2 separate regions of the Homo sapiens genome follow, and region 1 is linked to region 2. A link is a loop called in an ENCODE intact Hi-C map of the cell type or tissue named here. Cell type or tissue: dorsolateral prefrontal cortex. All regions are shown on one strand. Links, peaks and the distances in the headings refer to the core of each region. The heading gives the core; the rest is flanking DNA.

Region 1 (16,192 bases), core at 4,274-12,273, 90 kb before region 2:
CTGCTTTCCTTCTCGGTTCTGGATGCTTACAGGTAAGAGTATTTGTATTTCCTCTATTGGATTCAGCTGTAGATTTGAGCAATCAGATTTCTATAGCAGGCCGAACAGGTCTAGGGAATGACGATTCCTGGTAAATTGTTTATATTGAAATCATAAAATATGAAGCCCATAACAGGGAAAGGCAGGGCAAAAATGAGTGCTTAGCAGAATAGGGGAATCTTGCAGACAGATGGCTGGGTGGGTGGATGACAGCCCTTCCCTCACCTGGGAGCTCTTTCCACTCCACCCACAAGCAGGAGCATCTTCTCTGCAGCTGAGGCTTTGCACAGCTGGCTCCAGAGGCACCATTCTCAGGAAGTGTGGGGACTAGTATTGGTAGAGGCCACGTGTTACTTATGGTGATCTACAGCCTGAGACAGAGTCAGACAGACCTGGGTTCAAATCCTGGGCAAGTTGCTTTATGTTTCTCAGTTTCCTCATCTTTGATGGCGGGGTGGGGGTGGGGGTGGGCGGTGATCTTAGGACCTCCTGCTATGATACTCAGGATCTGAGCTGACGAATACTGAGGGACAAATCCTGAATGCCCTTGCATGTTCTCATGGGGTGGGTTCTAAAAAGAGTTGAGGTGGGCTGAACATGAGAGGCCATATGGTCCAAGTCTTTTATGGTTTCAGATAGAGAACATGAGGCCCAGTGAAGGGAATGAAATTTCCTAACAATAATTAGCCAATGAGTGCCAGGATTGGGTCTAAACTCTAGGTTTCTTGATTTGCCAGCTAGCTAAAAAAATTCAAAACTGCTGTGTCATTCAAGGTCTAAAGTGCTCTGAAGCCAAAATGGTTTCCTAGTTTGGGGCTTACTTATGTGTGTAGCCAGGGTCCCAGGTTGAGCCTGAGTGGGGCTTCAGATCAGAATCCTGGCTCACTATAGCACTAGTACCTAACTGGGCAAGAAGTCATCTTGAGGAAAGGTGGCACCTAGCATAGCCAGCTTGACTCAGTCATAAATTCTGGTCCTCAATGGGGGCAGTGTGTGCAGTGTGGAGGTTCTTGCTTGACTCTGGGCTCAGCCCCTGACACTGGTGTCCTACCAAAGAAGAGAGCTGTGAAGTGAACTGTTTTACCAAAAAAATCTTTAATGTTTTGGGCACAAGTGGCACTACTATGTGACAATTCTAACAGAGGGTAGCGTGAAAGGAGACAAGAAGCATTTGTTCAATTTGGCAGCTACATCGCAGGGCAGATTGACCACCTGGAGGCTCCTCCAACTGTAGCAGAAAGTGGTTTTGTTCAGGGGGGACAGGGTACCCAGTGGATGCAAGAGAGAGCAGGCAGAAGCCTGTTGTGTTGTCGTAGGCCCTGCTAGCTGCCTACCCAGTACCACTCTCCCTTCTTTGCTAACTGAACTGCCATTTTGTGCAAAGAAGCACTGTGTCTGGCCCAAATTATGGATCTCTGAGTCAATTGGGATAATTCCATATCCCACTTTTCCGGGATCCCTTGAAATTAGCAGAGACCACATGACAAGAACTAGGGTTCTTGCCCGCTTTCTTCTCCTCTGTGCCTTGAATATAGATGTGATGTCTGGAACTGCAGCAGCCATTTATGTAGACTCTCCTGTAGGTAACTCCCTAAGCAAACAACAACAAACAAATGGAAATTTTCTATTTGTTTATGCCACTATAGTCAGGTTTTCTGTCCTTTGGGCGAGAAAGCCTTTGATAATGAACACGTGTAAAGAATACCTGCTGTAGGATCCTAAGAACTGTCGGATTTGGGAGGGAAGAGGGCTCTACAGAGAACTCTGGTGTTCTGCATAGCAATTTTGATGGCAGCATAGTAGTTAAGAAATGAGCTCCAAAGCAAGAAATATTAATAAGAGGCCTCATCATCAGAAAGGAAGCAACAAATATGTCATCAATTGTTGATATTGTATAATGATTGTGTACGTAAACCATCCAAAAGAATATATACAAAAACTATTAAATTAATAAGTGAATTTAGCAAGGTCACTGGATACAAGGTCAGTATACAGAAATTTTTTGATTTCTCAATACTGGCAACAAACCAAAAAATAAAAAATAAAAAAATCTATTTATAATGGTATAAAAGACATCAAATTTCTAGGACTAAATCAAATGAAACATGTATAAGACCTAAAAAAAAATAAAAAAGAAAAAACCTACAAAAATTATTTAGAGGAATTAAAGAATATCTAAAAAACAAGAAAGATATTTCATTTGGAAGACCATCTATTATAAAGATGACTATTCTCACCAAATTTATTCATAATCTTAATGCAATCTCAATTTAAAAAAAATCCCAACAGATATTTTGGTGGAGATTGGTAGGCCTGGAAAAGAGCTAAGAATAGCCAAAGCAAGCCTGAAGAAGAACAAAGCTGGTGGAATTCCACTGTCAGACGAAGATGTAAATAAAGATGTAACATAAAGCTATAGTAGCTAAGAGAGTGTGGTATTTGTCTAAGGATAGGCAGACCAACAGAGTAGCATAGCGAGGCCAGCAACACACCTTTGTATATATAGTCACCTGATTTACTTTCAGTACATGATGATGAGTCAACTTGATATTCACAAAGGCAATTCCAAGTGGATTGTAGATCTCAATGTGAGAGGTAAAACAATAATAGTTTTATAAGAAAACTGAGGGGAATATCTTCATGACCTTGGAGTGTGCAAATATTTCTTAAATAGCTCACACAATGTACAAACTATAAGGGAAAAATGGATGAATCAGACTACATTAAAATTTAAAAACTGCTACAGTGAGCAGATTAGTGATTGCATAGGGTGGGAGGGATGGGTTGGAGGGAAAATGGAAAGTGACTGCTAGTGGGAATGGAGGTTCTTTTTTGGAGTGATGAAAATATTCTAAAATTGATTGTGGTGATGATTGTACAACTCCGTGAATACACTAAAGCCACTGAGTTGTACATTTTCCGTGGGTAAATTGGTACATAAATTATATCTCAATACAGCTGTTAAAAAACACTTCTGTTCTATTAAAATCTATTAAGAGAGTGATGAGGAAATCCACAAAGTAGGATATAGTTGCAATACATATGTCTAATGAAGGACTTACATCCAGAATACTAAAAGAGTTTCTACAAATCAACAACAGAAAGCATGAAACTCAACAGGAAAATGAGCCAAAAGATAGAACAAGAACTTTACCAAAGAAGATATCAAAATGGGTAATAACCTCAAGAGAATGGGCTCAACTTCACTAGTCTTTGGGGGAATGAAGTTAAAACTACAATATGATATTATTATACACCCACCTGCATGGCTCAAATAAAAACAGCAGACACCTAAGAGTTGGCAAAGATGTGGAGCAACTGGAACCCTTAGATTCTTCTGGTGAAAAGTGTTTGGAACTATTTATGAAAGTTGAACATACCACATGAACCAGCAATTCTGCTCCCAGATAGATGCCCAATGGAAATGCGCACATATATGCATGAAAAGACAAATCACAGCACTATTTGAAATGGTGCCTAGCAGAAAATAACCCAAATGTCCACCAAAAGTAGAATGGAAAAATTGTGGGATAGTCATTCAATGAAATACTACATAGCAATAAAAATGAGTGCATTATTGCCCCCTTGGAACTGCATGGGTGAATCGCATGAAGATTATGAGGAAAGAAGATAGACACAAAAGGGTTCATATTGTAGGATTAGATTTATATAAAGTTTAGAAATAGCCAAGTGAGCTGTGGTCAGTCAGGACTGGCAGCGCCAGGGCTCATGCCTGTAATCCCAGTGCTCTGGGAGGCCAAGGCAGGAAGATGACTTGAACCCAGTAGTTCAAGGCTGCAGTGAGCTGATTGCACCACTGCATTCCAGCCTGGGTGATACAGTGAGACCATGTCTCTAAAAAGTAATAAGTCAGGATGGTTCTCCAGGTGAGGAGCTAGGGAACTGAGCAGGAGGGACTTCTGGGGTCTGATACTGTTCTTTTTCTTGATCCTCATGAGCCTTTGTACTGGGTTATATTCACTTTGTGAAAATACTTTGAACTGTACACTTATGAGTTGTACATTTTTCTGTATGTTTGTTATTCTTCCATAAAATGTTCACAATTAAAATGTAAAGAGAGTATGGACTCTGGAATCGGACTGCCTGGGTTCAAATCCTGAGTTGGCTTCTTCTTGTCTGTGTCCTTGGACAAGCTACCTACCATCTGTGTCTCAGTTTCTTAATATGCAAATTGGGGAGGTAAATAATACCTGCTTCATAGAACTGTAGCAAACAGTAAATGAGATAATACATGTAAAACCCTTGAAACTGAGCCTGGCAAATGGTAAATACTCTGTCAAGGTTGGCTCTTATTATTTCTATTACGTGACCATTTTGCAACCCAATCCTGGTGAGAAACAAAGGGAGGGAAAGAACTGAGAAGAGTTTTTTATTATTAATGTTTGGGTTTTGTAGCCAAAATGATTTTTTTTAAATCAAGATGATCTCTCAAACAACTTATTTGTTTTTTTTGTTTGCTTTTAGAGACAGGGTCTCGCTATGTTGCCCAGGCTGGAGTGGACTGGCTATTCACAAGGCGATGCCACTACAGATCAGCATGGAAGTTTTGGCCTGCTCTGTTTCCCACCTGGGCTGGTTCACCCCTCCTTAGGCAACCTGGTGGTCCCCTGCTCCTGAGAGGTCACCATATCAATGTCAAACTTAGTGTGGACACCCAATTGCCATAGCGCCCTACAGCCTAGAACTCCTGGGCCCAAGTGATCCTCCCACCTCAGCCTCCTGAGTAGCTGGTACTACAGGCACAAGCCATTGCACCCAGCCAAACAATTTGTAAGCTTGCTAGCAAAATAGTTTCCAAATCAAAACGAATCCAAGCCAACCAAAGAGCTCGAAATGCACAATGGTGCCCAGTTAGTCCCTAGCTTGTGATTAGCTTTGAATTTGAGGGAAGAGATTTTCTCATTAGCTTGCAGGTTTAAAAAAAAAAGGAAAAATATTCCTGGCTCACCAATATGTTAGCAAGCTAAAAGCCTGAAACTGAAGACTTCTCCCAGCTTTTTGCTTACTGTTGCCCTTGCCACGACCTTCCTAGTTGTGAGCTGCTAAAGGACCGACTCAGGATTCCTGATAATTCTAGCTCTTTGCTGTCTGATGGGCCGGAAAGACCTCACCTTGCCTTCGTGGTGGCTCTTGGCCTTGAAGCCTCATCTCTAATTATGGCATGAAACCTTTTGTCCTCCCTGAAAGGGTTTTCAGGCTTCAGAGATCAGATGGGGGATGTAGATAATGTTGGATCCTGGGAGTCACCTTGGTAGAGGACACAGAACCATGCCATGCCCTGGGGTGGAGGGATGAAATAAGAGCTAATAACAGTCCTGCTCTTTAGAACAAAACCCTGCCGGCTGGTTCAAAATGTCACCTGGCCCTTTTTTTTTTTTTAAAGCTAGGCAATTAAATGGCTACACCTGTAGTTGTTTCTGCATGAATCCTTTGGAACAGAGGGATTGTTGTTCCAGATCCCCAGGGCAAATGAAAACTGCATAAAGCTCTGATGAAAAACCAAAGACACCAGACATCCAGAGACAGACAAACACATTCCAGCCAGCTCAGAGCAACCTCACTCTGTGGTGCTGGCACCCTTCAAAGCCGAGCATATTCATTAGTTTCTCTCTTCGGGTCCCTCCAGCCATCTCAAAATCAGTCCCTTTCATGGCTGCAGAGCGCGAACTTGCAGAGATGGATGTAGGGACGGAGAAACAACTGGGCTCTGTTTCTCCTTGGCTCAGCAGGAACGATTATTACACTCCACAGTCAGTGGAAGAATATTTCTTCCTTTGTTTAAAGGCCAAGGCAGGCAGTGATATATGAGGCTCAGCCACACAGAGTGAGAAGCAAAATACAAAGTATTTTAAAAGGTGGGGTTGAGTTCAAACCCCAGCTCTGCCACTTCCTAGCTGTGTGATCTTTGTACTTGTGAACTTGAACTTGAATCCCCTCCCCTATTCCAAGGGGCCAGGAGTACCTACTTCACGGGGTGCTGATGAGGATTAAATGAGATAGTGCATGGAGTCTGGCACAGGGCAGGCCGTTGATACATAATAGCTTTTATTTTTATTATCTGTGTCAGGTGGTGCCTGTTATGGCTTCTGAAATTACAGCCAGTCTTCTTTGACATCCCTTCTCCACTTTGAGTCTTCCAACTGAATTTTGTGGTTGGAATGTGTTTGTCTGTCTCTGGAGGTCTGGTGTTCTACTGAATCAGGCCACAGACTTCATTCCTTGGAGACACAGCGCTAGGATAATTGCTAAGAAATTGAGTTAGGGGCTGCTGTAGCTTTCTCAAGGTTGTCCAATTGTGCCTCTCTCATTTTGGGGCTGGGACTGCCTGGCTTTTTTCTCTATCTTCAAAAAGCTATGAGTGTGGGTGTGAGGTGAGTGCAGGGCTCGGCAGCTGCTCATGCCATTTGGAGAGGAGCCAGCGAGTGACGGGAGTGGCGCACACCCACGTTTGCCTGCTTTTGTCTGCCTACAGCTGCGAGAAGGAGCAGGGATCTCTCTCCTCAACTGTACCCTATTTGTACTGGTGGCCCAGCCCAGCTTGTGATAGTGACTTCCAGATCCTGACCCCAGCTTGATGTTCTTTGGCCTTATTTATTTACTTATTTATTTATTGAGATGGACTCTCGCTCTGTCGCCAGGCTGGAGTGCAGTGGTGCGATCTTGGCTTACTGCAAACTCTGCCTCCTGGGCTCAAGTGATTCTCCTGTCTCAGCCTCCCAAGTAGCTGGGACTACAGGCGCGCACCACCACGTCCAGCTAATTCTTGTATTTTTAGTAGAGACGGGGTTTCATCTTGTTGGCCAGGATGGTCTCGATCTCTTAACCTCGTGATCTGCCCGCCTCGGCCTCCCAAAGTGCTGGGATTACAAGCGTAAGCACCTGGCTTTTGGCCTTATTTTTGAGGTCTCCCTCTTTCCTCCAATAATGAAAACACTAGTAATAATATCAGGTCCCATTTTGTTTACTCTCTCACAAGATACTCGGCTATGGGGTCGGATAGACATAGGTTCATATGGCAGTGTGGCCATTTATTGGCTCTATGAATTTGACCCACATGATTCTGGCCTAAACCAGTGGTTTGCAAACTTTCCTATATAGTAGAATCACCTGGGGATGTTTTAAAAAGTCCTCCGCCCAGGCCATGCCCCTAATTACATCAGAATCTCTGGGATAGGACCTAGGCATTGGCATTTTTGCCTGCCACCAATGTGCAAGTGCCTGAGGATGGGTGAGCTGGCTCTCTAGGGTAGCCCCTGTGGCTCCGTGTGGGCCTCAGGCTAGCTGCATCAACACCACCTGGGAGCTTGTCAGAAATCCTTGACCTCAGGCCCCCCCACAGACCTACTGGATCCGAAGACCCAGGTGACTCCCCAGCATGTTAACATGTGTGCGAGAAGCGCTGGTCAGAGCGTCACTCTCCTTATCAATAAAGTGGGGGTCATAATGGTGCCCAAACCTGCCTGCTCATAGCAGTCACCTGGAATGCCTGATACACTATAGATTTATGAGGCCTCACCCCAGTCTTGCTGAATCAGAATGCCAGGGTGAGGGGCTGGGGATGTGTATTTGTACCATGTTCCCTGAGGTGATTCTTATAATCAGGCAAGTTTGAGAAATGCTGAGTTATAAGCCTCAAAGGATTACTGTCAGGATTAAATGATAAAATAGAGCTCTTGTTTTTGTTATTATTGTCACGTCTGGAGGATTTACTATCAAATGACACAATGCTAGCTGCTTTGTGCACGCTCTGAATGAGATAAATGTTATTGCCTCCATTTTGCGGAGAAAGAAACTGAACTTCAGAGGAGGAAAGTGACTTTCTGTAGGTCACACAGCTGAGGTATGACAGAACCAGCCCGACTCCGAAGTCTGTGCTCTTACCACTCCCTGCTACTGTGGAAATTTAGTTCATGCTTTTCTTTTCCTTGAGAAGAAAGTTCAGCTTTCAGCCAGGTATTAACATTGCAGATTCATCTTTCAGTTCACATACACACTCACTTGTTTTATTCATCAAATATTTACTGAGTAGCTATGATGGGTCAGATGCCACCTAAGCAGTGAGGGTACAGCAGTGAAAAAGACAAGTCCTGTTCATAGGAGCCTGCAGTCCAGTGAGGGAGACGGATGACACATGAGCTATCTCACTAGTGGTTGATTAGTTACAGTTGAGATGCAGGCTAGACAGACAGCACATTAGAAAAGCACAAGATGAGGGACCCTAACTTGCCTGTGGAGCCAGGGCAGGCTTCTCTGAGGAAGTGACTTGGATGCTGAGATGCAAAGGATGAGAAGGGGTGACCAGGTCTGAGGTGAGGGAAGTGAGCACCAGGCAGAGGGACTCTCTGGCTGATAGGAGCTGGAGTTTGCACGGACTGATAGGCTCAAGCTACCCACCTGACCCAGAGTTTTACTTACATGAATCTGGTCTTTATGCTGGTGCCAGAATGATCTAAAATACACATATTCCTGCTCCAGCTCTCTGACAACAATCCCTCAAAACTGCTTTCTCTGGCTGGATCAAGTCCCAGCACCTCGGCTGGGAATTCAAGGCCTGATATAGTTTGGATATGTTCCCCATCCATATCTCATGTTGAATTGTAATCTCCAGTGCTGGAGGTGGGGCCTGGTGGGAGGTGTTTGGATCGCGGGGGCAGCTCCTTCATGGCTTGGTGCTGTCTTCACGATAGTGAGTTCTCACAAGATCTGGTTACTTAAAAGCGTGTGGCACCTCCCCTCTCACTCTCTCTTTCTCTTGCTCCTGTTTTCACCATGTGAGACGCCTCGCTCCCCCTTTGCCTTTCACCATGATTGGAAGCTTCCTGAGGCCTCCCCAGCAGGAAGCTGCCATGTTTCCTGTACAGCCTGCAGAATTGTGAGCCAATAAAACCCCTTTTCTTATAAATTACCCAGTCTCAGGTATTTCTTCATAGAAATGGAAGAATATCCTAACATAAAGCCCTTTCTTGCCTCACCACTTCTATCTTGGATGATATATATCTCATACTTTAGCCATGTCCAACTAGGTAGAGTTTCGGCTATATTCTTTCGATGAGTCCGTGTCCTGTCATAAGCTATCCATACTGTCTGTCTGTCTGTCCACTTATCCGTCCATCTATCTATCCATCCATGCATGCATCCATTTCTGAGGAGGAGAGAGCTATTCTGCTTATTATTCGATACAGAGCTCAGATGTTACTTCTTCCACCATTCACCGGGCAGAGTTAGTTGACCCCTGATCTCTACTCCCATAGTACTATATTTTCAGTATAGCCAAGGCTGACTACGGACATACAGGCACCTGGGGCAGTATTTATCTAAGATAGACCAGATTATGCTGCAATATTACCACATTAGCCCTAAAACCTCAAAGGTTGAACACAACAAAAACTTGTTTCTTTTTTTTAAAAAACTATACTAGATAAACAACTACACTAGATAAAATTCATGTATAATAGTCACCCGTTTAAATTGTACTATCCAATGGCTTTTCGTATATTCACAGAGTTGTACCCCCATCACCACTATCTAATTTTAGACCATTTTTATCACCCCAAAAAGACACCTCTGTACTGGTTAACAGTCACTCCCTATTACCTCTCCCAGCATGGCCCTAGGCAATCACTGATCTACGTTCTGTCTCTGTCCTTGCCTATTGCGGACATTTCATATAATTGAAATTATAGATTATGTGGCCTTTTGTGTCCGGCTTCTTTTGCTGAGTGTAATGTTCTCAAGGTTCATTTATGTTGTAGCATGTATCAGTAGTTCTTTCCTTTTTATTGCTGAATAATACTCATTGTATGGATATACCATATTTTATTTATTTATCAATTGATGGATATTTGGGTTGTTTCACTTTGGGGCTATTATAAAAAATTTTATTTCTTGAGTGGTTGAAGTACACTGAGACCCCATCCAACACCCCAGGGCAGCTGTCTCCACGTGCTGACACTCAGGGCTCCCAGGTGGCTTCAGTTTTGTGGCTGTACCATCTCGACCTCTGCCTTCACTACAGCAGGGGAAGAGAGAAGCAACAGGAACCCACATTGCTCTTGGATGCTTAGGCCTGGAAGTGAAATGTGTCACCTCTGCTTACCACTGGCTAGATGGTCACATAGCCTTATATAAGCACCAGAGGGCTGGGCAGTGTACTCTTCCTATGTGCTGACAAAGAGGAAAAGGAGAAACGAACATGAGTGAGCACAAGTATTGATAATTATCCCAGGCAGGCTAATGATTTGGCATCCTTTCAAACCACTATTCTTCAAATGTTTGTTAATAGAGTATTTGGAGAAGGGGCTGAACATTGTGGGGTGTTAAGAACAGAAACAAATAGGACTCTTGGGACTCTTTGCAGTATTTAGTCTTTCTGTTGTCCAAGCAAAACACCTCTATATTAAAACTTACATCTCCATTCAGCAAACAAAAGGCCTACAGTTAATCTGAATGCTCCTTCCTAAAAGATGAGTTTTAGGGTCAGGAGCAGTGGCTCACACCTCTAGTCCCAGCAATTTGGGAGGCTGAGGCTGGTGTATCACTCGAGCCCAGGGGTTCAAAACCAACATGGGGCCAACATGGTGAAACCCCATCTCTACGAAAAATACAAAACTTAGCCAGGCGTGGTGGCACACACTTGTAGTCCCAGCTACTTGGGAGGCTGAGAAGGGAGGGTTAATTGAGCCCAGGAGATTGAGGCAGAGGTGAGCCTTGGTAGTGCCAATATACTCCAGGCTGGGTGAAGAGCAAGAACCTGTCTCAAAAAAAAAAAAAAAAAAAAAAGATTAATTTTAGAGTTCCATAAATCTCGGACCATTCTTCTTGGATGTTTTATCACCTACCTAAGTTCCTCAAAGAATTCTTCTCAACCACGTGCAGCATTCTCCTCAGAAGGAACTTCAGGAATGGTGTAGTACAGATAGCTAGCTGCCTACCCAACATTTATTCTCCTTTTCTATTTTACCCCTAATTTTAATTTAAAACTTTAAAGATAATTTAAAACTTTAGAGATGGGGTCTTGCTATACTGTCCAGGCTGGACTCAAACTCCTGTGCTCAAGTGATTTTCCCACCTCAGCCTCCTAAGTAACTGGGACTATAGGCATGTACCACCACACCTGGCCTTTCCTTTTCTTCTTTCTGAAAGTAGTACAGTACCAATAGCTAGCTGATTACTCAGTAACCATTCTCCTTCTTTTCCTTAATACCAGGACTCTGTTTTGGTTGAAAGTAATGATGTACCCATATGAAAAACTTTATTTCTTAGTCTTCCCTGAAGATAAGTGGCCAAATGACAGTACTTGATTGGGGCTTCCAGGAAAGATCTTTAAATGGCATTGACTATGCAGAGTCATCTCTTGTAATCTTGCTCATTCCTACTACTTGGAATATAGATGTGATGGCTAGCAGTACAGCATCAATCTTGTCACCATGAGGTGATTTTGAGAATGGAAGCCATGAGTTCAGCAAGACCGCCTGATGATGGAGCTACCACATCTGCCCTGAACTACTCACCTCCAGACTTCTTTTATGTAAGAGAAAGAGAAGAAAAATAAAAATATGTTTAAGGCACTGCAGTTGGGTCTCTGATACAACCAGTGTTATAGGCAGTCTTCAGCTCCAGGCTCATGGCAGAGGGAACAAGATAGAGAAGGGAAAGTAAAGATAAAGGATGGCAAGAATGGACAGGGACAAGACAAAGACCTGCATGCCAGGAACATGAAGGAAGAGTTGGACTGTGAAGGAAAGAGGAAGGAGGTAGGTAAAGATGGTGAATGAAGGCAGGTTAGTGGTTGGGGTGCTGATTCAGAATCCGATAGTGGTGAGTTTAACTCCTGGCTTCACCCATAACTAGCTTCATGTCCTTGGGCACATAGCAGGTGTTCAGTATAATAATAACAACAACAGCAAAGAGGTATGTAACATGTTTGATGCATCAGGGATTGTTCGAAGTGTTTTTCATATATTAACTCATTGAATCTGCACAACCCTATAGTACTCTTATCCCCATTTTCTAAATATCAAACTGTGATACAGAGACTTTAAGTAACTTGACCAAGATCACAGCTAGTAAGTGTCAGAGCCATGATTCAACCATCTGTGCTTGAAGCGACACACTATTATAAACTTTGCAAACTGATTGGAAACTCAAAGTTTGCTCATAAATCCACTTGGTTTAAGTCCACAGTGACACCATACAAGTGACTGCTTTGATTGACAGAGAACAGAGTTGTGACCTTGTGCACTGGCTTATTGCTGGCCTGAGTTCACAATAATGCAATAATAATAATGCATAATAATGGAGACTGACATTTCAAAAGTTGTTGAGCTTCTGTATCATGACAATTACTGTTACCGTGATTGAGCACATACTAAGCATTGAAAACCATGTGAGAAGCTTTGACATATGCTGCTGTGTAAATTATTAAATTAGTCCTATGACATAAGTAATAATGTTTTCATTGAACAGATGAAGGGTTTGAGGCCCAGAAAGTTGACACAACTTGCTGAAGGTATCATGGGTAGTAAGTGGTAGAATCAGAATCAGACTCTGGTGTAAATGAAGATAAAGCTGGAGCTCTTTCCACTGAGTGACACCTTGCCGTGGGTGGCAAGAAGGAAGGGCCGGGCAGAGAATGTGGGGGGAAGGACAGAGAACGGAGGAGGCAGGAGGGACATGGAGAGGGACGGGCAGTCAGTACCAGCTTAATGCACCTGACTCAATAGGGCTTGAAATGTGGGAAATGGGCCTTTTGTGCTTGTGCTTAATTAATTTTCCTAGCCTCTCTATCAACTTAACTGTGAAGTTTCATTTATAAGCTTCCTGATAGTTAACAGCAAATTGGTATCCTCCATCAGGTGATGGAATCTGGATACCTGCATTCTTTGTTGAGCATTGCCAATAATTTGCAGGTGCCTTGGAAAAGTCATTTGACATATGAGCCTTACCTTCTCCTAATATGAGGGCAAGATTATACAGAGGGCAAGGAGTTGGGAGAATCAAATGAGGCCGTATATTTCATTTCTGAATATTATTTATTAGTATTTAATTACATATAGCACTTACAAACACAATACTTGTCAATGGTGGAAAAATTAGCCTTGGCACAGTGGCTTGCACCTCTAATCCTAGCACTTTAGGAGGCCAAGACGTGAGGATCACTTGAGGACAGGAGTTCGAGGCTACAGTGAGCTATGATCTATGATTCTATGATCATGTTACTGCACTCCAGTCTAGACAACAGATGAGACCCTGTCTCTAAAAAAATAAACGATTTTGTAAGTGGAAAAATTTGGGATGTAGTAGTTCACGCCTATAATCCTAGCATTTTTGGGAGGTCAAGGCAGGAGGATCACCTGAGGCCAGGAGTTCCAGACCAGCCGGGGCAAGATAGTGAGACCCTATCTCTAAAAGAAAAAAAATTTAGCTGGGTTTGGTGGCTCATGTCTGTAGTCCTAGCTACTTGGGAGGCTGAGGTGAGAGGATCACTTGAGGCCAAGAGTTAGAGGCTGCAGAAAGCTACAATTGTGCCATTGCACTCCAGCCTGGGTGGCAGAACAAGACTCTGTCTCTAAAAACAAAAATAAAGTAGAAAATGAGAAGATACAGAGAAACAAGAAAAGCAATGTAAATATCCTTTGCGCTAGGTGTGGTTGACCGGCTAACCCAATGCCAACCTGCCCCTGGTTTTCCCAGCCTACCTTGCAGCTGGGGTGACCATGTGACCTAGTGTTGGCCAATAAGATAAAAATGTAAGGCCTTTGCTTTTCTAGTTCAAAAGAACAGATGGGGTTGGTGCCATCCCTTCCGCCTTGAATGTGAGATTTAACATGTTGAGTGGCAACCATCTTGAGACCTCGGGGAAAGGCCAAGGGAACCGCAAAGATGCTGGCCCTGACAATGTTGCGTTGCTGAGCCAATGCCAGCAGCTGCCTACCTCCAGACTTACTGTGCCAGAAGAATAAACTCTTGTTATTTTAAGCCACTGCTAGTTGGGTTCTCTGTAATTTCCACCATAACTGTTACCTTAATATACTCCCAGCATCCCAAGATCATAACTGCTGACACCTCATCATGTATCTTTTCAGATCTTTTCCACTGCACAGGCAGAAGGAAAATATTTTGAATTATTAAGAGGTTATTTCCTTCTAACACATGTTACCTTGTATCTTTTGTGTTTTACACCCACCATTCGGGCCTTTTAAGGTACTGCCCATAAGGACAATAAAGAGTCTAGAAAAACAAAAGGCCAAATTCTTAGTTACTCATAAAATGACTTGAAAACCTATAGCATGGGCATAAGTTTGGAAGCCAAAGTACTTCTTATTCACAAAAGCCAGGATTTTTTTTGACAGAAATTGTTTATCTCCAGATTTGCAACAGCCTGACTTGGTACAGAAAAGAGCAAACGTGGAAAACTTAGAGCACAGCGTTTGTAAGATAAACCCCAGAATGAAAAAGAAAGAAAAAAAAGACAGAGAGAGAGATAAGAGTAGGAACGTCTGGAGAGGAAAGGCAGAATTAGACAGATGAGACCACAGCTGACGCATTGCCTAGGTTCTGAAAAGGGGCTCGGAGCACTGCCCCACACCTGAGAGTGGGAGTGGACACTGGGCGTCCTAAGCAGGTTTAGCGAGAATACAAAAGCAGAAGGAACTTGAACCTTTCTTCCCAGGATGCAAGTTCATTAAAGTTGCTCCATGTCAAATCTGGTACACTGAAGGGCAAAATAGCCATTGATTGGGCAAGGCTGAAGGCATACTTTCAGATGTGGAAAAGCATCTAAAAATTTCTCATGGACCCCTACGATGGATACCAAACAAGCTGAGAATAAATTGTGACAAGGTAAATCAGGAGCGCATAGACATCTCAACTGGCAGCCAGGGCAGGACCACAGATATTAGCAGCAGATGCCAGTGCTTCATGGTGGGAACCAGGTAAGATAATGTGTAGAGGCCAGGGAAGAACAGGCAGCAGCACAGGCACCAGATGCTGCTTCTCTGGATTCTAGGATGATGCATCTGTCCACCGAAGAGCTAAAATCACCCAGAGAAGGATTAGAAAATGGGAGGATTATGAACTGATCTTTTATTGATTGATTGATTGATTGTTTTGAGACGGGGTCTCGCTCTGTTGCCCAGGCCAGAGTGCAGTGGCACAATCTCAGCTCACGGCAGCCTCAATCTCCCGGGTTCAAGCCATCCTCCCACCTCAGCCTCCCAAGTAGCTGGGACTACAGGCATGCACCACCACGCCCGGCTAATTTTTGTATTTTTTTGTTAGAGATGGGGTTTCACCATGTTGCCCAAGCTGGTCTTGAACTCCTGAGTTCAAGCAATCCGCCTGGCCTCCCAAAGTGCTAGGATTACAGGCGTGTGCCACCATGCCTGGCCTGAACTGATCACTTTAAGTCAGGAAACGTCTGAATTTACTTTAAGCTGCAAATTTGTTTTCTACAATCATCAGGAATGTGATATAGTAGCCTAAGATAAGTTCAATTTAAATTAATAAATAAAGCTATTTTTTGGACACCCAAGTGTGCATTCTGTGTATTTTAGCCCACTACCATGCATGCTTACATTGATAACATATATGCAATTTTTCCAATATGGAAGAATGGTGTACATACTCTTTTATAAATTTCTGTTCCCTCAAAATATTGTGAACATCTTTCTATGTTTACAAATAGTAATTTTAATACAGATCGAGTATCTCTTATACCAAATGCCTGGGACCAAACATGTTTTGGATTTTTTTATTTTTTTTCAAATTTTGGAATATTTGCATTATACCTACCAGCTGAGCATCCCAAGTCCAAAAGCCTCCAATGAGCATTTCCTTTCAGCATCATGTCAGTGCTCAGAATATTTAGGATTTTGGAGCATTTCAGGTTTTGGGTTTTCTGACTTGTGATGCTCAACCTGTAGTGATTCTTCAACTTTCTTGAAACCCCTTTGAGAGTCTGATAAACATTATATTCTCAGAAAAAGGCACATATACACCCACAGAAAAATGTCTGTAGGTACTTGTTTAAGAACGCAAGTTTAAGAAGTGCTTGTCTGCAATGCAGTTTTCAATAATTGAATAGTATACAATATATGGCCACCCTATAATTTATTTCATCAACCTCCTTTTG
Region 2 (16,192 bases), core at 3,668-11,667:
TAATCCTTTATCTATTGCTAGGTTTGGTTTGCTAACATTTTGCTTGTAGCTGGGGCTTTCCACAAAGTGTGTTTAGTAGATTTTCTGACATTGTACAGAGGGAAATACAAGGTCCCTCATGTTATTTCACCAGCTGCTATGTGCTACCACCATGCCACAGGCCTTACATACATTATCTTGTTTAAACTCTACCTTTGTGCTAGGTAGAGGTCACTTCAGTTTTCACTGTATTCTTGATGGTGATGTTCCTATCCTGCAGATGAGAAAACAAAGAAGCAAAGATTTTTTTTTTTTTTTTTTTTTTTTGTCATTCAGCATTTATCCTGTCTTTTTTGGGATTAATGCTGCAAGAAGTGAGACAGAGCCAAATAAAGCAATGGATTTTTTTTGAAGGTGTGCCATGAGTTATTTCTGATAAAGGTAGCTTTATGTATGTAGTAACAGAATTGGTCCTCTCATGGATATGATCATAGACAAGAGATCTTGTATCAGATCAGGTATTAAGGATCGGGAGGAAGAAACTAAACTTTTTCCTAAAAGAAGGATGTTGCCACCCTTTTTCTGAGATCAGATAAGATCAGGTCTTAATTCCTAAATCAGAATCCTTTTATGACATGTTTCCTGCCTTTAAGTAGTTGATAGTCTAGTATGAATGAAATGCAAGTTGTACAGTGAGGTTCTGGGCCTCTACCAATGGCCCACTTTAGTCATGTGGGCATTGGTGTTGGGGGAGCCTGGAATACTCATTATTTACTTAGCAATTATAAAGTATAGAATGATTAAAGTACAAAGTATGCTGATTTGGGACATAAATTGGTGATTTGGGAGATTTGTGTCCATGTTTGAGGAGGAGAGACTACATGGATTTTCAGCACTTGTTGGATTTTCATTAACTAGGATTTGGTGAGGATTTGTCTTCCCAAAGATAATTGTAATCTGGTGGAAGATGGGCTGGCAACTGTGTAGTTGCAGACAGAAAGGGCAGTGAAAGTGGATTTCAGAGTGGTAATAGGAGGCAGGAGGTCTTTGGATTAATCTGCCTCTGATGAACAGGAGAGAATGTTAAACACAAAATCCTGCATAGTGATTACTTCTGATGGAAGCCAGAGTGAGGCAGGAGGGTATTGGTAGACAGCATCAACGGTATTGGCAAGTTCTGTTTCTTTTTTTTTTTTTTTTTTTTGAGACGGAGTTTCGCTGTGTCGCTCAGGCTGGAGTGCGGTGGCGTGATCTCGGCTCACTGCAAGCTCTGCCTCCCGGGTTCAAGCCATTCTCCTGCCTCAGCCTCCCGAGTAGCTGGGACTACAGACGCCCGCCACCACACCCGGCTAATTTTTTGTATTTTTAGTAGAGACGGGGTTTCACCATGTTCTGTTTCTTAAAATGAGTTGTAAGGCCATGAGTGTTCTTTTTATTACTAGGCTTTATAACTTTCATATATATCACATTTTAAAAATATATCCAATATTTGATTCAAAAAAGAGGATAAAAGAAAGATGGAAGGATAGTGGAAGAGGACTAAGTCTCAGTGAGGAACTAAGGTGTTGATAGAAAAGTCAGGCAGCCTTTGCTTAATGTAGATTGTATTATAGTTTTCTTGCCCATTTGGAGTTATTAGGGGAATATGTGCTTCTCTCTTCTCTTCTATAACCTTTAACTGAGAGGTACTTTCTTAGAGCTGGAGCTTGGGAAGAGGAGAAAAGATGAAGCTTTGAAACAGATTTTGTTTCTACTTCTCAGAGAATAAAGGGGTGGGTGTAGGAGTGAGAGCTTATGTGTCCAGGCATCAAACTTGGCAGACAACTCCCTCAGAGCAGATGGAGTGAGGATTTCATTGCTTGACAGACTGACTCAGACCTGCCTCCCTGCAGCCAGCCACTACTGGGTATGGCTTGAATCTCTGTTGAAAGCTGCCGGATCATGGTATCCCTACTTCTACTCTAGCAATGATGAACTCCAGCCTTCCCAGAGGAAGAGCTGTCCAAGGAGCTGATGTGTTTGACCCTTATTGCTTGCTGGGATGGTGGCTTTGGTGAAATGGACATTTCTTAGACTGCAGTGTTTTTTCAGAGATTGTATAACTCCCCCAATCTATGTTGCTTTAGAGAGGATTTTTACATTGGAATAGAGCTTGCCTCTGTGTCCTCCAAGCTGTTTTTCTGCCATGAGAAATATGAACTGGAAGATTCTACACAATTGGGTGATTGGTTTAGTGAGGTCAACACAGGAAAAAACCCTAAGATGTAGAATTCTTGTTTAAGAAGTAAGCAGCTTTCCAGAAACTTCAGATTTCTCTGCCAGTCATGATTTTAGCAACCAGTGAAGATGAGCATGTTTTGGATTAGAGCCACAGCCTTCTAGTTCGTGTCCTTGCCTTTAGTCTCCCTCCTGCCAGTCTAAGGTGTAAATGCTGCCAGGCTTTTTTCCATAAAGCCCTGCTTTCATCATGGCATTCTCCATTCAGATAACCTCTAGTTGCCACTCCTGTGCATCAGGTCTAGGCATACTGTTTAGCTTTGAAATTTGTTATATCCGGCGTTATGTCTGATATTCCTCCCCAGCATTCACCATCTGCACCTGACAGGCTGGTTTTCTCTCAGTCCTCCAGATATAATATTCATTTCCACTTATATCCCTCGCTCAAAACGTTCCTTTCTTCTCTAGCTAAATCCTGCCTGTCCTTCTAAGACAGCTCATTTCTTCTTCCTTCAATGCTAGCATTGGTCACAGCCTGCTCTGCTCTGCCAACATATATAGTAGTTTCCAAATAATTTAGTGACAAGTTGTTTTCTATTTTTTGTATATTAGCGTTGGTCTGTAAGCCTTTTGAAGTCTTGGAACATGTTTGCTTCTCTTATTTCCCCATGGAATTTAAGATGGTACCTGGCATGTATCAGTATATTTGGTTAAATAATTAAACATTGCAAGTTTTGTAAATAATGACTAGTATTTGTATATCATGTTAAAGTTCACAAAATGCTCTCACATTTATTATATTTCTTAATTCTCCCCCAAATTTTGTGATACTTCTATTTAAAGTTGAAGAAATTGCATCTTAAAGAGTTGAAATAATTTGCCCAAGGTCTCACAGTTGATAACTGCTCTAGATAGGACTAGAGCCCAAGCTTCAGGTCTGTTAAAAATGCTGACTTGCCTTGTGTTTTCTTGAAATCCCAGTTTTCTTTAAGGGATTTGTAGATATTGTTGTTTAATACTATGGAATTATCCTGGGAGCTCAATGGAAAGGTAATGTCTTCCTGTGAACTAGACAGTTATAGGAGACCTGAGAATGTTTCAGCTGCAAGTGGATCTAAAGAAGGAGGGTGTAGTGGGTTGAATAGTGTTCCTTTCTGCCTGGCCCTCCCCATCCCCCAATTCAGGTCCACCTCAAAATGTGACTTATTTGGAAACAGTGTCTTTGCAGCTAAGGATCTTGAGATGAAATCATTCCAGATATAAGGTAGATCCTAAATCCAATGGCTGGTGTCCTTATAAGAAGAAGAGAAGATACAGAGAGCAGCACAGAGAGGAGAAGCCCATGTGAAGATGGAGGCAGAGATTGCAGCTAGGCAACTACAAGCTAGGGAATGGCAAGGATTGCTTGTAACCACTAGAGGCTGGAAGAGGCAAGGATTGGATGGGCCCTACAGCCTTCGGAGGGAACATAGCCCGGCCAACACACCTTGATTTTAGACTTCTGGCTTCTAAAACCGTGAGAATAAATCCCCCCACACCTTTTTTTTCCTTCTCTTTTCTCTTTTTTTTTTTTTTGTGAGACAGCATCTTGCTCTGACACCCAGGCTGGAGTGCGATGGGGTGATCACAGCTCATTGCAGCCTTAAATTCCTGGACTCAGGCGATCCTCCCACCTCGGCCTCCCAAGTAGGTGGGACTACTAGTGAGCATCACCATGCCCAGCTAATTTTTAAAAAATTTCATAGAGATGGAGTCTCACTGTGTTCCCCAGGCTGGTCTCGAGCGCCTGACTTCAAGCAATCCTCCTGGAAAACAAACCTCTCAAAGCACTGGGTTTACAGGTGTGAACTACTGGTGCCCAGCTGCTTTTTTTTCCTCTCCTAATTTCACTTTTTTAAAGCCACCAAATTAGTGGTAATTTGTTATGACAGCCTTAGGATACTAATCTAAAAGAGAAGAAAAATAAGCATTTACTGCAGGGTCTCCTATATAACCCGGTATATTTTAGGCACTTTAATGTGTTATTTTATCTCCCAACAACTTTGTGTGGTAGGCATTATTTATCCATATTTTACAAATCAGAAAAATAAGGCTCAGAAAGATAAGCTTGTGTTTTAGGAATATTCTGTCATTTTGTTTTCAGCTGTCTACTTTCTTCTGTTGATTGCCTGAGGAATTTATTATGTGGCCCTCAGAATGACTGGGCATAAAACTGTGATGTCCATTCTACTGGGTTGGTTAAAGAAATGCACCGTGGATTAGTCAAAGGAGGGCCAGACATATCATATGACCTTTCCTATGGAAAAGTCTCAGCATCTGTCTTCCCCCACGTCTGTACCTATTTCTCACCTACTATATAGTCAAATCTCCATCATGAAACTTCCCTAGATTTCTTTACCTAATATTTTATCTGTTTCTCTCTCTCAACTGAACCTCCATAGCAGTTTATCTACTTCAATTTTATTGTACATACTGCATTCTACCTTGTATTATATGATTTCTGCCTTGTGCCATTTGTCCAGGTATATTGTAGGTCTCATGAGGATGGAGATCTTGTCTTGTTCATTTTTATATCTTCCATATTACCTACCAGAAATTCTTACCCATAACATGTTAATTAATTGTTGAATTTCTGTTTTCCTCTTCTCCTTCTTCCCCACTTTCCAGGTTCTAGTGTCAACCTTTAGAAGGCAAAGTTCTCTCTCTCTCTCTCTCTCTCACACACACACACACACACACACACACACACACACACACACAGGTGTGAGGAGGATTCAAGTGAGGAGAGGGCAGTAAGACATGAACATGAATAGCATGAGCAAAAGCAAAAAAGAATGAAATGCTTCCATAGTAGTCAAACTGGTAGAATATCATATTCATTTTGTCTTTCCCATTTCATGAGTAATCAGGATATTGAAAGATTTGAAATGAGATCCTTCTGAAAAAGCAAAGGGTTCCAGAAATATGACTGAAAACTTAGTAACTGTCTAAAATTATTTTGCTCTGTGATCAAAATAATTATGAGCAACCATTCTTTTAGAGGAAAGAACCAGGATAATGGGTATAAGATATTTAGAATCTGATGAAGACATTTGATGAAACAATTAGAACCCCTGAAAATAGGAGGAATCCTTTTATGTTGAGTCTTGGTCATTTACTTTTATAGGGGTGTATGGAGGCACTATTTTTAGACAAGCAGTTAGCATCCCTCTTCATTATAAGTCTACATGGTAAGTCTACATGTGCTGTGAACTATAGTACATTCTTGCTATTGGGGAATAAGAAAAATACCTATAGTACAGGTTTTTTATTGTGCTCTATGGCATTGGGTTTATAGAATCATAGGACTTCAGAACCAGAGAGATAAGAGTAAGATATCAAATATTTATTGAGTACAATTGTGTGCTACATACTGTGCTAATCTCTTTATATATATTTAAATTTCACAATTACCTGAAATAATAGGTACACTTATCTCTATTTTATGAATGAGAAAATTGAAGATTAGAGAGGTTGGGAAATATACCCAAGGTCATGCAGCTAAGAAGTGGTGGAGATGGAATCATTAGAAAATCTGATTATATGCCTTAAAGATGATGTGATCCAGAGGTTCCTATCCTGGGCCCTCCAGGCATCTAGTAATCTAGTTAAGTTCCAACCCTGTCTCATTCTACTGTACCACCACCAGAGAGCTGTACATGTGGTATACCATAAAAATGATGTTTAAAGGGGGGTTTACTGCATTTAGTATTTTGGTGTTTTTTTTTAAACTTCAGCAACTGCTTAATGACTGAGATGTGATTATAATACATGAGAACTGTCAGACTTTTGAAGTTTTTCTGATGCAGTAAAAAGGAGTAGATAAAAAGTGAAATGGATTGTTCTTTGCTGCAAGCGGAGTTTTGTTTGTAAAATGTAGAAAGAGTTAAAATGAGATGGTAAGAATGAATGAGGAGAAATGCATTTCAGTTTTTTTCTGGGTTAAATAAGTAAATGTCTCTACTGTTTTCCAATTTGAATAGATGTTTTTCCCCCTTTGGAGGATGGGGGATTCCGTTACTTAGAGAGACTACCACCACTATTGCTATCACTAATAACAATCATTTGATTAGTGCTTTACATTTTACAAAGTACTTTCACTATGCTGTAGCCCGTAGACAATTAATCTTCCCATATCTTGCATTCCCATAGTCCTTTGCACATACCCTGCATTGTACTGAATCCCTTTGCCCCTACAATCTCCACCTCAGTGCTCATGGCGAACTGATTTGTGTGCCCTGTGGAGTGGGAGTACTGCAACATTGAGTAGTGGGGGGCTCAGGAATACCTCCCAGAAGCACAGGAGAGTACTATATAGAATTTGAATCTGGCGGAGTTAAGAAGAAAAAAGTTAAAATCAGTTATGCTTTTAAAAAATGAGGCTTGAATTTACAGCATAGTGTAGTGGGTGAGAAGCATGGGATTTGGAGTCAGCAGAACTGAATTTGAATAACTTGCTTCTTTCATTTACCAGACATTTATTCATTCTCAAAGGAACCCATATTTCTCCTTTATAGTACTTACTACAACTCTAACTAAATATTTGTTTAATGATTATACTTTCTACTAGGATATAAGTTTAATTAGGAAAGAGACTGTCAGTATTGTTCAGTTTTATTCTCTGTACCTAGTACAGCTACTAGTGTGGTTTAGTTGTTCAGTCAACATTTGTTGACTGAATAAAATGAATGAATGTCTGGTAAATTGGGTGGGTGAAACTGACCAAATCTGAGGAGTTGGGAAAGGTTTTGGTGAGTATATTACATTTAAAATGAGACCTGAAGGATGAATAGGAGTTGGCTAGGTAAATAAGGAGAGCAACATCCTGGGAGAAAGAACATGAAGCTTGTGAAAGGGAAAGAGCATAGTTAGTTTAAAGAAAGACATTTCTTTGTGACTGGAATGTAGAGAGGGGGAGAATGTGTGAGATGAGGCTAGAGTAAACAGAGGTTCATGCAGAGGCTTATAGGCTTTGCTAAGGATTTTGCACTTTATTCTCCTACTGTAGAAATAGGAAGCTATCTAACAGTTTTGATGGAAGAGAGACATGATTAGATGTTCCTTTTGATATTTTGAAATGACTGCTCTGGCTGCCATCTAGTGGAGACTGGATTGGAGGAAGGGAAGAGTGGATGTTCGGAAATTATTAAAAGGCTATTGCAAAAAACTAGGTGAGAGAAGATGGTGGCCTGGACAAAAGTAGCAAACGTGGAGATGAAGAGAGTTGGAATAATATAAGAAATATTTAATAGATCATCAAGACTTGATGATTGATTAGATAAGAAATGAAGGAGAGGTCAAAGTATGACGACTAGGTTTCTGACTGCACAGCTGGGTGGATGGAGGTTGCCATTTACTGATACGAGGAACATTGAAGGAACCTGAAGGACAGATTTTAGGGGGAGATGATGAATGTTGTTTTAGATATGTTGTAATTGAAGTGCCAATGAGACAATAAAGAGAATGATTATGGGAAGTTGGGTGTATGGGTTTGAACTTCAGGAAAACATATTGTACTCCATGACTGTTCCATATCAAGATGGAAAGCACTACCTTGTTTTTTTCATGACTGAATGGTATTTCATTGTATATATTAATGTTCCAATTATGTGCCATAATTAAGGGAAAGGCAAATTGTATGGAAAGAGAAGAATACTTAATAGTGTGAGTTTCCTTTAAGAGGAGGAGGAAATGAGATCTGGCTCACAGGTGTTTTTGGTCTTAGATAAGAGGAGAGACACCTGATCTATTATTTTAACAGAAGGGATGGAGGAGAATATGGGTGAAGATACAGAAGGGTGTGTAGATTGGATGGTGGGAAGTTGAGGATGTATCCATCTGGTGGCTTCTATTTTCTCTGTTAAGTAGGAGGCTAGGTCATCTACTGAGAAGAAGGAAGGATGATGGAAGGGGTACTATTTGAAGGAAATGAATAAGATTTTAAATCATCATATTTTGACCAGACAAACTCATGATTTAGTGAGAGTTGAAGGCCTTGTTGAGGTGACAATCTGTTCTGTTGTGTTATTTCTTTCTGGCATTCTTCAGCAGCTTGGGGACACAGAAAGTGGATACTTGAGCTCATTAAGGGTTTTTGAGGTTTTTGTCAGATGGAGACGATGAAAGGGAAAGGAAGTTTAAGTTATTGAAATACTAGATCATGGCATCTAAGTTGGATAGAGAGGCGAGTGATGGATTGGGGACAGTGATTCTCAAACTTTAGTATATATTAACATTATCTGAAGGGTTTGTTAAAACAGAGATCACTTCCATTTGTAAAACAGGAAGCAGTGTTCTGATGCTTTTCTCATTAGTTGTTGGAGTTGTAAGGTGGCAGCATGTGATGTTCTGTTTAATTTGAAGAAAGCATTTAACCTGTTTTTTGCTGTAAACCATTCAGATTTAAGATGGTTCAATAAATCAGCAGTTAACTCTGGGTATGAGAGTACTTTGGTTTCCTTGGTACCTGATTGTGAGACCCTCTACAAGTTACGTACGTTGTGTATTCCAACCTTTTACTTCTGACTTACAGATAAAATGCCCATTGTTTGTTTCTAGGGTTTTGAGCATTTTCTGTAACCCTAAGTGAAAGATTTAGCCTTTTTATGCCTTTTTAAGATGAGACAATTCGTGTTTGCTACATTTTACTTTCCCAAGGGCTTATTATGAGATTTTGTTTTATTATTTTTTGAGACAGGGTCTTGCTCTATCACCCAGGCTGGAGTGCAGTGGTATGATCACGGCTCACTGCAGCCATCGGACTCAAGCGATCCTCCCACCTCAGCCTCCCGAGTAGCTGGGACGACGGGTGTGCACCACCATGCCCAGCTAATTTTTGTATTTTTTGTAGAGACAGGGTTTTGCCATGTTGGCCAGGCTGGTCTTGAACTCGTGAGCTCAAGTGATCCACCTGCTTTGGCCTCCCAAAGGCCTCCTGGAGTGGTGGGATTCTAGGGGTGACCCACTGTGCCAGGCTGAGATTTTATTTTAACTACAAAATTCTTTTAAGACTGTTTGCCATATAAAAAGTCTACATTTTAATTGTAGAACCCAGTGATTTATTGTAAAGATGATGATGATAGCTAACATTCATTGAACGCTTATTGTGTGCCAGGTATTGTGATAGGTAGATAGTGGATAAGACAATCTAAGGAGTGCCTACTTAGTTAAGTGTTTTAATATAGTATCTCATTTCATCCTCTCAGCAGTTTTATGAGGGTATATACTATATTTCCCCCACTTAAAAAGTATGTGAATTGAGGCACAGGAAAGATAATATGCCCAAGTCATGCAGCAGTAAATGGTAGCTCGGGTTCAAATCTAAGTTTGTCCAATTCTGGACCCCTGCTGATAATCACTGTACTGGAATTGCAGCAGTCGGTAGTGACTATTTTATTCATTATATCGTTGGTTTATGGATTTTACAATCACTTGCAGACCTAAACCGTGGGAACCTATATGTCAGTCTTTTCAGTTCTGTGTAAGATGAGATTGTCAGAGTTTTGTGAATATGTAGGTGAGATGTGAAATTAGAAGCCCTTGAAGTTTGGGAATGTACATGGACCCTTCTTTCTCATTCATTGAGCACATGCTTATCGAACACTTAGGGTATGTCAGGCCATTGTGCTATGTGTAGTAAGATAGTCTGAATGCTTACTAGTTTAGCATAACTTTGGGAAAGTTAACATTGGGCCCAAAAGAGCAGCTGAGAGGAGTTGTAGGAAGAACATTAGAGCCCTGGCTCGGTGGCTCATGCCCATAATCCTAGCACTTTGGGAGGCTGAGGCAGGTGGATCACCTGAGGTCAGGAGTTCAAGACCAGCCTGGTCAACATGGTGAAACTCGTCTCTACTAAAAATACAAAAATTAGCCTGGTGTGGTGACAAGTGCCTGTAATCCCAGCCACCTGGGAGGGCTGAGGCAGGAGAATCACTGGAACCCGGGAGGCGGAGGCTGCAGTGAGCCAACATTGTGCCACTGCATTGCAGCCAGGGTGACAGAGTGAGACTCCGTCTCAAAAAAAAAAAAATAATAAAAAATAAAAAAACTGAAAGATGAGGGAACTGAGTACTAGTTTAGTATCAGAGTGCTATAGATGGCTTGGGAGTTATATAGGAAATGATACAGTAAGTTCCTATAAAGTGACTGGTACATGTTGAATGAAAAACAGGGTTTGGAACTCATTTTGTTTTGCAGTCTTGTGATGTTTTCTGCTATGACATTCTTCTCTTTTATTCATTTATATATCCACTGGACGATACATTATGTTTGTGCCACATCTGCCTGGGTGGTTGACAGATTTGGAAACATGGCTTATATTTAGAAGAGTGGAAAAGCAGAAACTTTCCAGAGATAAAATCAGTACCTTGGAGAGCTCTAAGCAGGCACCAGAACTGTGCAACACAAAGCAATCTCGACAGTTTTTGTTTGTTTTCTTTTTGTTTTGTTTGTTTTTGTTTTTGAGGGGGCTCACTGCAACCTCCACCTCCAGGATTCAAGCGATTCTCCTGCCCCAGCGTCCCAAGTAGCTGGGATTACAGGCACCTGCCACCACGCCCGGCTAATTTTTTGTATTTTTAGTAAAGACAGGGTTTCACTATGTTGGTCAGGCTGGTCTCGAACTCATGACCTCAGGCGATTCACCCGCCTCGGCCTCCCAAAGTGCTGGGATTACAGGCATGAGCCACCGAACCCAGCCTCGACAGTTCTTAGACTGTTAATGGTTATAATTCTCTGCAAGATTCTTGAAATGTTAGAGTTTATTAGAGTAAATCCGTAAGTTACACCTTTCATTTAATGTTGATTCTTTGACCCAGGAATGGCTCCAGTTTGGAATGATTTTTTTTTTTTTTTTTTTTTTGGAGATAGAGTTTTGCTCTGTCCCCCAGGCTGGAGTGCAGTGGTACGATCTTGGCTCACTGCAACCTCTGCCTCCCAGGTTCAAGTGATTCTTCTGCCTCCGCCTCCCAAGTAGCTGGGACTATAGGTGTGTGCCACCATGCCCAGCTAATTTTTGTATTATTAGTAGACATGGGGTTTCACCATATTGGCTAGGCTGGTCTTGCACTCCTGACCTCGTGATCTGTCGGCCTCAGTCTCCCAAAGTGCTGGGATTACAGGCGTGAGCCACTTTGCCTAGCCTGGAGTGATTTTTTAGGTTTGTAGACTTGTAAAGATCTTTGGAATAATCTCATCTTTCTTCTCTTCTCTTTTTTTTTTTTTTTTTTTTTTTTTTTTTTTTTTTGAGACGGAGTCTCGCTCTGTCGCCCAGGCCGGACTGTGGACTGCAGTGGCGCGATCTCGGCTCACTGCAAGCTCCGCTTCCCGGGTTCACGCCATTCTCCTGCCTCAGCCTCCCGAGTAGCTGGGACTACAGGCGCCCGCCACCGCGCCCGGCTACTTTTTTGTATTTTTAGTAGAGACGGGGTTTCACCTTGTTAGCCAGGATGGTCTCGATCTCCTGACCTCATGATCCACCCGCCTCGGCCTCCCAAAGTGCTGGGATTACAGGCGTGAGCCACCGCGCCCGGCCTCTTTTTTTTATTTCTATATAGATAAAACAGAGACCCAAAAATAGAATAGCAAAAGGATTAATGTCTTGTTGACAGAAAGTCATTAGAAAATTCTGGATAAGAATCCTAGTCTTTTGACTTCCAGACAGATGCTTAGTATGTAACAATGGACCTATTATGAGGATAAAATAATAAGTTCTACACAATGTTTTTATCAAAAAATTATAGCTTTCTAAACAGGATTTTAAGATGACCTTATAAAACTGTGGCAAGGGGAAATGTGTCAATTTCTTCAAGTTCCCTGGTGGCTTTTTTTTTTGAAATGTAAAGCAGAGAGTATTTTGCTTAGATATGAGCTGCTACATTGTTCTACATCTCTGGCAGAGGCACAGAGCTACTGCTGGTCTTCTAGTTTTGTCCTCCAGAGCTACTGCTGGTCTTCTAGTTTTGGGTCGTAGTGGTCTGTTTCTCAAATTGCTGCTGCCCCAGTGCTGCCCCTGAAGTTTTTATTTCTTTTAGTACATATGAATCCTCAAATGTAAGAACTGAAAGGTCTTAGAGATCCTATAGTCTGCCGCCTTCATTTTATGATTTTCTTTTAGTTCTGTGCTAATCTCTAAACTTCAAGTAGATCTCAGGTCTCTGAAACTGAACATGCAGGCTTATTTCTGGATCAGCCCACTTGGAAATAGCTTATCAGAGATCTTCTCTGGACCAGAGGAAATATTCCTTAAATGGGTCAGTTGTCAAGAATGTTCTTTGGAACACATTGTATAACAACATCTGCTTCAAGGCCTTGTGTATGCCTGAGGTGTTAGGATCTCATTCCTTCATATGGAAGGTTTCTCAGGAATTTATTCAGCTTCTCCAAGAAGGAAGCTTTTCAGAGGTTAGAAATCTTACTAAATTCACCGTGTATTTCCCATGTGGGCTGTTGCCTCTTAGTTGGCTCCCTGCTGGTTTTCTTTTTCATTCAGTTTATTTTGTATTTTTTAATGATAATAATTATTCACCTTTGACAAATGTTTTGGTTTTAGAGCATTTTTGACACATCTTTCTTTAGCCCTAGCAGCAATCATATGGGATCGATATTCACATTTTAGTATTTATATTCAGGAAACATTTATTGAATGCTAGCTACATGCTAGGCGTTGTGCTAGACTGTATGCTATATATCATTTTAAAAGTCTCACAGTATCTGTAAAGTATTATTCAGATTTTGCAGAAGAGAAACTAGAATTTTAAAGAGGTTAAGTAAGTAACCTCTGTTCTATTCATTTCTTTTTTTCTTCTTTTTTTTTTTGCACCTACTGCCTGATAGGAGCTGTGCTTAGCACTTAGGAGAGACATGTTTGCTGTTCTCCAGAATTAATGCAGTGCCTGAGGAACTCAAGATTTATAAAGTTACATTAGAATTTAATCAACTGTTAAGACTTAATTGTTGGCTATACTTTCAAGAAAAAAATTAAATTGACTGTTAGAATTGGGCAAGAAGAATCAAAATTTGTGTGGACCAGGGAAATAAATACAAATTTATGGAGAAGGAATAGAACCTAAATTGAAGAATGTGGCACCATTGTAGATCCCTGATCTCTGGATAACATGATAAAGAGTTAGGTTAGGAGTGTTAAGGTATCTGGATGGATTGGTAGGAGGAGAGACTAGAGGCGAGAAAACAAGTCAGGAGGTTGTTGTAATCAAGATTACCCATAGGAGCCAGCCTTGGTCATGTCTCCTTTCTTTCCAGAAAGAGAAAAACAGTTTTTTTTAGGCCAAAGCATCATAACATTCTTGAAACTCTTAGCATTGCCCTTGCAGTTTAGCTGTCAGAGAAATGCTAAGTTAGGAGATTTGAACTCACATCCTACTTATCTTCCTTTGACCCAAACATGCTACTTTGAGCTTGCTGCTGGTTCCCATATCTCTTCTGAAGATGACCTTTTTGTTTTTTGACATAATTTCCATACATGTTGTTTCATTTTACCTTTACAACAACCCTACAGCAAAAGGCATGGTAGATATTATTCCCATTTGATAAATGAAGAAACTGAAACAAAGGTAAATTAACTCATCCAAGATCATACATTGAATTACTTTAGAGCTGGAAATAAGATTCTGATTGATCCGGCCAGGCACGGTGGCTCATGCCTGTAATCCCAGCACTTTGGGAGGCCGAGGTGGGTGGATCACGAGGTTAGGAGTTCGAGACTAGCCTCACCAACATGGTGAAACCCCGTCTCTACTAAAAATGCAAAAATTAGCCAGGCATGGTGGTGGGTGCCTGTAGTCCCAGCTACTCAGGAGGCTGAGGCAGGAGAATTGCTTGAACCTGGGAGGCGGAGGTTGCAGTGAGCCGAGATCACACCACTGCACTCCAGCCTGGGCAACAGTGCGAGACTTTGTCTCAAAAAACAAAAAACAAAACAAAACAAAACAAAAAAATATATATAGATATGATTCTGATTGATCCTTCTTTCTCATTATCTGATAAATGTACACTTAGGTCTCACAGCCCCCCTCTACACTCCATCTATCAAACATAATTATTCTGTAATTTGTATTTATATCAGTGTTTACATTATTCTCATATATGTTTCTTTCTGCAGAGCTAGGTGGCATACTTACTATGATTACAATGTTTACCATACAGGACTTTTCCCCCCTAGAGTTAATAGTATTCTCATGTTTTTTACATGAAAATTTTTATAACTCTCAAATTGAGAATAATTTTTGTAAACCTCAATTAAAATTTTTGTATGCCTCAAGTAATTAACTTAAAATAAGTTAAATTAAAAAATTAAGTTTTTTGTAAACCTCGAATAATTAAAAATATAATTAAAATGATAAGTTTTGCAAACCTCAATTAAAAATTTTCATATTATTTTATCAGAATCCATCATATACCTGTGACTTGGTCCATGTTCCTTAGATAACAGAGCTTGAGGCAAACATTAAATGCGAATCCTTTACTGGGAGGTGCAATCCCAGGGCAGCAAGAATGATAGTAGGGGGAGTGAGGCAGGAAGGACAGGAAGCAAATGCAAGGTAATGCCTTATCACACTTGCCGCTGCTTTACAACAGGCAGTGAAGAGATAACAACTGGTCATTTGGCAGGTACACCAGTCTGCCCACTCAGGACATTTCCATGTGGGCTATCCTGAAAACTGTTAGAGTAGTCCATGAGAAAGAGGGAAAGGGGCTCTATCTGTTGATTCCCCCTTATGTTCTGTCTCCCACTGGTTAAAAATTGCCCATGAAGAATAACCCTCCTCCCCATGCTTCCTGGTTGCATCATCAGATTTGTCCTTTGCAATTTTGGGGGAAGCAAGATCCTACATAGTGGCACTTCATCTGAATCTGGGAGTTGTAGGAGGAGCCAGAGACTTGGGGTGTATAGCCGGTTGACACAGAAGGTTTAACTACATGAGTCCATCTAGAATCACTCTGGTGGCCCCTGAAGGCAGAGTGAGTAAAGCCAAGAGAATCTGGGGAGGAGCAAAAGATTTGTCTGATTCAACCAATTACTTACATTATCTGAAAAATCTACCAATTCTCCCCTCTCTGATCCCCTGCCCAGAGGTCTCCCTTTGTAACCCTCTATCCTATTTTAATCTGGACAATTTGGTATCTAGGATTATTGCATCCTGGGACTTTTTTTTTTTTTTTAACACTACTGTCTCCTGGGGAGTAGTTCCAGTTTCTTGGATCCCACTTTTTCTTTTTTGCTTAGCTTTACTTCCTCATTCTACAGGAACATCTTTTCCAGGAGTTTTTAAAGAAAGGGTGCCTAAGAGATGAATCTTCTGAGAAATTAGATATTCAAAAATGAAATTATTAACCCATACATTTGATAGTTTAGTAGAATATAGAATTCTGGGTCAAAAATAATTTTTCTTCAAAATTTAGAAAAGTACTGCTTTTGTTTTCTAGCATCCTTTATTAGTGTTGATAAATTTAATATTGATTGGTCAAGAAGACAGAAAGTGAACAGTATAGGAGATCTGAATGCCAAAATTAAAAAGCTTGATACTTGACCTTTTGGACATATAGATTTTTATATTTAACAATTTAAGAACACACAGTTTCTCAAATATTCATGGAACATTCATAAAAATTAATATGAATAAAGCAGAGAACACATCAACACATTTCAAAAAGATATAGAATGATCTTTGACTATAATGAAATTAGAAGTTAATATAAAAAGATGAAAATCTTAAAAATTCCCCATGTATTTTGAAAATTTGAAAACACCACTAAATAATTAATGTAAATTAAAAATACCTAGAAGGTAATGACAATGAAAACACTACATAACGATATTTAAGAGATGCAGCAAAGGCAGTATTTTGAAGAAAACTTTTATTTTAAATATATTAGACAAGAAAGCTTTAAAAATGAATGAGCTCCATTTTGTGAAGTTATCAAATGAAGAGAATAAACT

What was found. A loop is a pair of places that touch in the nucleus more often than their neighbours do. Peaks named below come from ENCODE experiments on the same cell type or tissue, not always from the same donor. Only the 100,000 strongest peaks of a DNase experiment are listed, where the experiment ranks them.
Region 1: a loop joins it to region 2, with 2.2 times the contacts of the local background. A loop is called at or near these places in 10 of 110 quality-filtered maps.

Annotation. Positions count from the first base shown.
Region 1 is chr3:11,948,266-11,964,457 of GRCh38, forward strand. It overlaps the pseudogene RN7SL147P. Among named protein-coding and RNA genes, the nearest start is that of SYN2, 48 kb to the right of the region's middle. RefSeq lists a silencer at 13,360-13,503. In dorsolateral prefrontal cortex, for the core only: no CTCF peak of the experiment used is centred there; a DNase peak (open chromatin) is centred at 8,704; H3K4me3 peaks cover 528 bases; H3K27ac peaks cover 1,262 bases.
Region 2 is chr3:12,039,268-12,055,459 of GRCh38, forward strand. The region is part of intron 1 of SYN2 (synapsin II); the gene reads left to right. Among named protein-coding and RNA genes, the nearest start is that of SYN2, 43 kb to the left of the region's middle. RefSeq lists a silencer at 7,142-7,436. In dorsolateral prefrontal cortex, for the core only: a CTCF peak has its summit at 7,337 (motif pointing left); no DNase peak of the experiment used is centred there; H3K27ac peaks cover 739 bases.